Linked DNA regions of Homo sapiens: region 1 is linked to region 2. The links are chromatin contacts, found by Hi-C or POLR2A ChIA-PET in ENCODE. All regions are on one chromosome and are shown on one strand. Each heading gives the region's core, a stretch centred on a gene start or an enhancer-like site at or near the end of the contact. The rest is flanking DNA. Distances are from core to core; before and after follow the strand shown. Region 1 has its middle 120 kb from the start of SCAF11. Region 2 has its middle 59 kb from the start of LINC00938.

Region 1 (4,317 bases), core at 666-3,165, 440 kb before region 2:
TTCCCCTAGAAGTAGGAGTCCTTGAGGACCAGACTACTGTGAATCCTGCTGTTCCTCTGGGTCTAGCCACCCAATGGTACTGCCACACTCCAGGCTGGTACTGGGGAATTTCTGCAAGGGATCCAGAGATGTGACCTGTCCTCTAGTCTCCCAGAAGCAGGTACTAGCACCAGCTCTGATGGGGGTGGCAGGGGAGTGATGCAGACTCTGAAATTCTTTGGTTATAAATAGCCTTAGTTCATTGGCTTCCTCAAATAATGGTTGTAGTAGTAATGAATTGGTCACATGGACAGACTCAGGACCTCCTGGCTAGCAAGGTTCATGCAGGCAATAGTGATAAGCTATGATCGTACACAAGTTTCCTCCTTCTTAGGTGCAATGTTGTTGTGCCTGCAGATGCTGTAATGGACTGTGTCAGTTGGCCTCCAGCCAAGAGGTGGCACTTGCCAAAGAGCACCAGCTCTGGTGGCAGGAGTGGAATATGTGCTTGCCTTATATCACCCAGGGGAAGCATTCTGGTGTCTCAGGCAATGGGCAGGGCATAAAGCTCCCAAAACTTCTGTCGCTTGTGTTATGCTACCAGGAGCGGTGGAGGGGCAAAGTCAGATAGGAGCTAGGTCAGGCAAGTCCACACTGGCTCCAGTCATGTGGGGCAAGCAGCAGTCCCAGTGGGGATAGGAGGGCAGTTCCCTAGCCACTGGAGTAATGTTCCAGGGAGGAGCACAGCTGCCTCTGCTGCACAGAAATGTCCACCCAGGGAGTGGGGAGTAACAGGCATGCACTTGGCAAGGCAAGTCTCACACCACAGTGTTCCACTAGCAGCAGCTAGCTAGGTTCCGGGCAGTCTGTGCTCAGAACTCAAATCTGCCCCAGGCCATAAGCCTTCCCCATGGAGACAGAAACCGTGGCTTTCAAGCCATGCAGTTCCCAGTCTGCTCGTGAAACAGGAGCACCCACCTCCTGTGCCCCTGGCTACAGCCCACTTCCCATTCACCCCTCAGTTCTGGCCACGGTAGTTTATCCCTGCTTGAGATTATATTACAAATCTCAGTTGGGAGCTTCTCTCAACCTATAACCACTGCCTGAGTTAGCTGGCGGACTTCCACAAGGTCCCCTGAGAAGTAGGATCAGGAATGGCTTCCCTCCATCCCTACTGGAGTCTAAGAGTGCACGCAAAGCATGTCCTGATGCCGCTCCTCATCTTCTCCCTACCACTCACTAAGTCAGCTGCAGCATTGAGTAGGGTTAAGGCCTTTCCCCCATGGCCTGGATTGCCTGGCTCCCCTGTGGGAGTATATATCCCAGAGGCAGTTTATCCCCTTCTCCCACTCTAGGGACTTAAACAATTTTCTGCCTGGTTCACAGTGCAGGTTGCAGCCCATCACTTCTTTCAAAGGTTCTGGGGTTTCTTTCAGTTTTCCTGTTAAGTTTCTGTGTTGCTTCCTGGAAAAAAGTTCACAGCATGAATGTCTACATACTATTTTGTCTTTCCAAGTGAGAGAGGCATGCTAACAATGTTTCCAAGCTGCCATCTTGGACCTAACTGGCATCTTCTTTTGTTTCAGTTATGACAATTTAGAGTGGCTGCTCATGCTCTTTGTCTGCCTTTGCATTTTTTTACATCCACCTACCAGTATTTTGGAAGAAAACAAAGAAACAGGATTGTGGAAAGATAGTAGGCCATGAAAACATAGAGACCTCCTTCCACAGACATTTAAAATGCAAAACCATGAAAGTGTGTGTCTGAGCTTGGTGGGAGTAAGGGGGTAAACTCCAGGTGCAGAAATAAAGCAGGAACTGAAAACTAGGGTGGTAATTATGTGAGCAGATGCTGTGATAGTCCAAGGCATGTTTATTAGTCTCCATAATCCTCTTGAGTTTCACTTCCTAAGGAGAGGTAGATGGTAATTCCTTCAGGCCTATGTGAGGTAAAGTTGAAACTGAAAATCTCTCTGTAAAACCAAGAATCTCAAAGGGACACCCCTCAGTGAAGCAGGGAGAAGGCCAGAAAGACTTTCGCTCAGTGAAAAAACATATATGTCACTAAGAAATCAAAACCCTGGTTCTATACCTCGCACAAGCTAAGGACTGGAATCATATAACCCTCGTAGTCTAGGAATTCCCATGCCAAAAAATTAACATTAGAAATTAGTCCATGCAGGTCCTTCCCATGTGTGCAGGACACAAAGCTACTATCGAAGGACACTCCTATAACATATATAACATGGGATTACCAAAAAGCAGCCAAGCCCCACACAACCCATCATTAGTGAATGTCAAAAGACAGACAAAAAGAAGGTCAGCTACACCCCCAATGACTTGAGATGAAAGAGCAACCAGAAAAAGATGATAAAATCAGTACATTTAAAAGTATTCAAAACATATCCTATGAAAATACCAAGAAAATAAGACCCTAAGAGAAAAAAGTGGAGATTTTACAAAATCTAAATGGAACTTATAGAAAGAAAAAAATATATAGTCCTTGAGATTTTGGTAAAACATGACAGATTTAACACAAGCGCTTATTCTACTTCTGAAACCCGACCAAAATGAAAGTAAAGAAAAATTTTTTAAAGGCTTAAATATGTAAGGTCATGACAATGGAAGAGAAGACAATAAATGCCAACAAAATTTTGGAAGCTAGAACTAGGATCAATAAATGATAGTTGATTTATTGAGCTGGAGAAAGTAGAAATCCAAACCTATGGTGTTGATGTGAGAGAGAGAGTGGTGGAAAATAAAGGAAATGAAAAATAATCAAGGTAATTCAAGTTACTGAACCCCAGGAAGTCAAGTAATTAAGAGCACCAGGACCTCTAAAGACAGGGAGAGCAGCAGACCAAAGAAGAATTGGTTGGAAATCTTTAAAAAGTAAGATTAAATCCCCCAAATACTCTTCTAACACCCAAGTAGCCAAGTGGCTACTTCTAATTCACCAGGCAGAAGAGTGCAAGTTAAACCAGACAAGTCTGGACTTGTGGATGCCAGGCGCTACTGAGGACACATGCTGAAAACAGAAGAATTAAAAGAAAGTTTACATACTGCAAAGGGAGATGCCCTCACTTTTAGCCCCCTCCCTCTGCCCAGTTCCCGGCATGCTGGCAACCAACTTAATGCAATGCTAAAATGAAAGAGAAAATATTAAAAGTAAAAACAACAAAGAAATACATATTATTTACAAGAAACAAAAATTAGACAATTATCAGATTTATCAACAGCAACATTTAAGGTGGGATGGTCAACAATTCTAGTTTTCCTGAGACTGAGAAGATTTCAAGGTCTCCGGACTTTTTAGTGCTGAAATCAGGAAAGTCTTCATAAACTGAGACAAGTTGGTCACCCTAATGCAATGCAAGAAGACAACAAAAAAGTATCTTAAAAGTGCCAAAGGAAAAAAGGAAAAAAAAATCTGTATACCTTGAATTCTCTATATATCTAAAGTACCCACAATTGACTGAGAAATTAAGAAATTTTCAGACAACTATGACTAAAGAGTTTACTGTTTGTAGACCCTTGCAAAACAATTACTAAATGATATATTTTAGAAAGTGGAAAGTTGAATCCAAAAGGATGGAGTGGAAGGCAAGAAGCAATTATGAACAAATAAATTGTTAAACATCTAACAAATCAAAATAATGATAGACTATATAAAATAGTATTAATAATGATGACTAACTTAGGGCATATGGAAATAGAATGAAAATAAATAAAAATCACAGTGGACTAAAGGGAGTTCTTATATTTTTCTAGGGGTTGAGTAGTGATTATGATAACATTAGAAATTAAGTCAACTGTGATGGTTAATATTAGGTGTCTACTCTACTGGATTGAGAGATGCCTAGATGGCTGAAGAAGCATTGTTCCTGGTGTGTCTGAGAGGGTGTTACCAATGGAGAATGACATTTGAGTCAGTGGACTGGGAGAGGAAAACCCACCCTCAACGTGGGTGGGCACCATCCAATTGGCTGCCAGCTCAGCTGGAAGAAAGAGAGAGAACCTTCCCACTCTCTCTCTTCCCATGCCATGCTGGACACTTGGCTTCCTCTCCTGCCCTTGGACATCAGCCTCCAAGTTGTTTGGCCTTTGGACTCTGAGACACCCATCAGAAGCCCCTCCCCCTGGTTCTCGGGCCTTTAGCCTCAGAGAGAAGGCTACACTGTTGGCTCCCCTGGTTTTGAGGCTTTCAGACTTGGACTGAGCCACACTACTGGCTTCTCTCTTTCTCCAGCTTTTATCTCAAGGGAAGCCCGTGAGACTAACAGCAGAACTCTCAGCAGAAACTCTACAAGCCAGAGGATATTGGGGGCCAATATTCAA
Region 2 (4,091 bases), core at 75-2,574:
GAATACAGAAAAGTGGTATTAATTTCTCCACCTCTAAGTGTAATCATGGCACTTCCCCTTACTAATTCATGTATCAGGTTTGTTGTGAGGATTATGTGAATTAATATACGTGAAATGCTTGGACTATTGCCAGGCACATAGTAAGCTCTCAATAAATGTTATTTTCTTATTATATTTATAGAATGTTAATTATTATGAAGGTGGGCAGCTTCTGATGTGACTGCCAATGATCCCAACTTCCTGGTATTCATATCCTTGTGTAATCCCCTCCAGTTGAGTGTGGGCTTAGTTACTTGCTCTTAATAAAAAGAGTATGACAAAAGTGGTGGAAATACTAATGTCTATTAACAGTAGACAGTGGCTTGTATTTTGCTGGACTCTATATCTTTCCCAGCTTTCACACTTTGCAAACTACCATGTTTGAGAGGCCCACCTGGCACAGAATTAGGGATGGTTTCTGTCCAACAGGCTGCAAGGAACTGAATTCTAACAATAACCATGTGAGTGAGCATGGAAGTGGATCCTTTCCCAGTCGAGCCTTGGAATGACTACAGCCCCACAGGACACATTGATTGCAGCTTGTGAAAGACTCTGAAGCAGAGTACCTAGCTAAATTGTGTCCAAATTCCTGACTCACAGAAACTGTGATTTTGTTCTTTTAAGCCACTAAATTTCGGGGCAATTTGTTATGCAACAAGAAATAATACATTTTTTTTGTTATCAGTATCATAATAATCATTATTATTAGCAATATAACATAGAGTTAAGAATATGACCTTATTCTAGAATCAAATGGCCTGAGTTTGAATCCCAGCTCTTCCACTTACTAGCTGTTTGACCTTATGTCAATTATTTTCCTCAACAGCAAGATGGAGCTAATAATAGTTGTGAAGAGTAAATGAATTAATACATGTAAAAACTCAGGCACTTAGTAGGTGCTGTATCTGCTGGATGCTGCTATTATTTAATGAAGTGGAAACCAGTACACAGACCCTGCTCCTGCTAGTATTAGCCATCAGCTCTGGTTTTCTGTTAAAATCTTTTGCAAACCAAGAATTCTTTCTAGTTTTAGTTTATAAATACATTCAGCCCAGTGCTGAGGTGAGAGGCAAACAGAAAGAATAATGGTTTCTACATTATTTTATGAAGAGAAACTGAAAGTCCTTTCAAGTAAACCTTCTTAAAGATAAGGAATTGGTTTCGTTCTCTGAAAGAGAAGTGAAATTTCATGCCATCTTGTCATCTACACTCAAATATTGCATATTACTTAGATGGATTACAGTAGACAGGGGGATAAGCCCTTAGTTTACATTCACAGTTCTTACATGGCAGGCTCAGAGTAACCATACTATTGAATGCTGAGTCAAACAGAAGCCACAGAAGTAATTAGGTTCTAGTAGTCCAAGAAAGAGCTGGGCAGAGGCAAGGTCTAAAGAAATAACTTCACTAGGTAAGAGATTAAAATTTGAGCCAGTGTAAGATCAGACAAAAGCAAGCTTGAAAACAAAGAGGTCATTTATGGAGGCAAAGATTAGGTGTCAAAAGACCTTTAAAGAACAAAAATAATACATCACATTTGTATAGCACTTCAGGGTTTACCACACGTTTTAACACACAGTATTTTATTAGCTCCTCACAACAACTGGGTAAGGCAGTGCTAATATGCTATTCTCATTTTGAAACAAGGCAATGGAAGATCAGTGGGGTTAAGTTACTTACTTGAGTTCACACAGCCACTAAGTGGGATTAGAGTCAAAACTTCTTTCTGATCTGTGTGATAGAATATTTGGTGTGATAAAGCCATTGGGTTATCTTTTTTCATCAGTTCCTGTGTCATCCAAGATAGGATTATTTAGGACTTAACATTCTTGACCAGGAATGTATACTCTGTGAGCAGGGCATGGCAGACACCTTGTAAGTGAGCTTGAATTTTGAGTTCCAAGTTCCAAGTAGGTTTATTTTATTCCAGTTAACAAACTTTGCTTCTCTCCATATTCCTGTTCAGTAGCTATTTTGTGAGACGTTCCAAACTCCCTGAAATCTTTTGATAAAAATTAAGTAAGAAAATGTTAAGTTCCATGGATATTCGAAAGTAATGACTCCCTATTTAAAAACTACCTTGCACTAACTACCTATGACATTTTCACAATATTTTATGGTATAAGTTTGGAGTTGATTTCAGTATAGAAACACCATTTAATATAATGCGGAAAATGGCCCTGGATTATGCTTTTTGCAAACCATACCCGTCATACAATATAGCAACATGAGGTTTTTTTTTTTTATCTAACCTTAAATTTATCCTTCATAAGCAAATAGTTTATATGTCAGTTTTTATCTTTCTTTGCCAAATACTATGTATCAGTAATCTTTATAAATTTTTACTAAATATAAACAATGTGCCTAGGACCCAGAGATGTCCTTAGGCACTGTAGTCTAGAAAAGGACATAAGTTATTATGTCCATGTTAGGGATTTTTTCCTCTCCTTCTAACACTCAATGCCTTCATTATGTAGCCAGTTGAGTGTTTCACGCTGAGGCACCCTTTCAAATGTGCCATTCTTTGGAATGGCCTTAGGATTCTAGATCTTCCTCTTACTCAGCTGGTCTACTGAGTGCCATATGGTATATTAGGTTCTCTGACGATATAGAGTCTTAGTAGGTAAAAATATATGCAAGCACATTCATTCATTCATTGCATAACTATTTACTGCCCCCATGGAGCTTTCATTCTGATGACAGAGACATTCAATAAACAAGATAATGCAGAAAAATGTGCATAGTGAGAAATGCTAAAGATTTTAAAAATCAGAAAAGGAGATTTAAAGGAGGGTTTTGAAATTTTGGTCGGGAAGACCTCACTAAGGTGAATTTTGAGTAAATAAGTGAGGAAAGAAGCTAAGTGACAAGATGAAAGTCATGCACAGCAAAGGTTTGTGGAAAGTACTTTAGAAACACACACAATGATGTTAATGGCAGCCAATACTCATATAATATATTTTATATTCCAGACAATGTTCAGAGCACTTCATATAGATTAATTGATTGATTTGGGGTGAGGGGATTGGGACAGGGGATAAGGGATGGCTGCACGGAGGTGAGACATTCAGGTTGGCCCTGAACAATGAGAATGAGTGTTGGGACTGGGGAGCTTCTGGATGCTGGGATGTGGTGAGAGAAGTAGGGAAACATGTATGCAAACAGCAGAGACAAAACACACTTGAAGTGACTGGGGAATGTGTCTGGGAGTCAAAGTCATTTTAAAAAATAACTGTCTTGATATTTTTCTAAGAGAAAAAAATCTGTTTTATTGAAGACAATAGCATAAAAGGACAGGGGAGGAGGTGTTTATATTTATAATTCACAAAGTAACATTTTAGGATCTAGGCTTTACCAGAGGAGGGGAGAAAAAAACTTCCACTCATCCCTGCTTACTCATCTCAGGGTAGGCCAGGATTCAAGAAATGACACAGTAGAAAAAAGCACTGTCTCATTCTCATTGAGATAGGAATAATACAGGGTGGTCACAGGAGAATAGAAAATTCCAGGCAGTAGTTTCACATGAGCAGCAAAAGGAAACTGTTGAAATACCTGCGTAAGCTAGGGGCTGATAAGACCCTGAAAAACCAGGGTGTGGGCCAAGCTGGCTATGACCGACTAGACCCTACATGGTGCTGGATTTGACCTAGGTTTCTCCTAGGACCTCATTATATGCTCATTAACATACAAATCACAAACCCGTCAGTGCCATGACAGTTCTGGAAACCCCCTGTTTGGTGTAAAAATGGATGGCACCATAGTTCCAAGAAATCTTCAACTTTTTCCAGGAATCTTCATAAATATACCACCCCTTGGTTAAAGAAGCCCTAAAGGGAGAAGCCCCAAACTCCCTTGTGTGACGCTTTCTTGAGTACGCCCACACTCCCCTTTCTTAAGTGTGGATTTTTCACTTTGTAATAAATCTCCATATTTTCACTATTTTCTGACTCATCCTTGAATTCCTTCTCTTGATGGTGTCAACAGCCTGGACACCAGCTGGGGTGGATATCCCACCAGTGTTTTCCATTCCTCCCCAGCCCACCAATATCATC

Evidence for each region. A loop is a pair of places that touch in the nucleus more often than their neighbours do. ChIA-PET counts read pairs that join two places held with the same protein, here RNA polymerase II (POLR2A). Pooled maps may share reads with other maps.
Region 1: a loop to region 2 is called in a map with no recorded cell type, with 10 times the contacts of the local background. The contact joins two enhancer-like sites. A Hi-C loop is called at or near these places in 1 of 37 single-sample maps with no recorded cell type and 3 of 50 pooled maps. POLR2A ChIA-PET finds 5 or more read pairs at or near these places in 1 of 52 experiments (activated T-cell).

The regions. Positions count from the first base shown.
Region 1 is chr12:46,106,454-46,110,770 of GRCh38, reverse strand. No RefSeq gene overlaps it. Among named protein-coding and RNA genes, the nearest start is that of SCAF11, 120 kb to the right of the region's middle. Within about 2 kb of position 1,915, at least 2 of the 41 ENCODE cell types and tissues checked have a DNase peak (open chromatin) inside an H3K27ac peak, as active enhancers do.
Region 2 is chr12:45,666,409-45,670,499 of GRCh38, reverse strand. No RefSeq gene overlaps it. Among named protein-coding and RNA genes, the nearest start is that of LINC00938, 59 kb to the left of the region's middle. Within about 2 kb of position 1,324, at least 4 of the 41 ENCODE cell types and tissues checked have a DNase peak (open chromatin) inside an H3K27ac peak, as active enhancers do.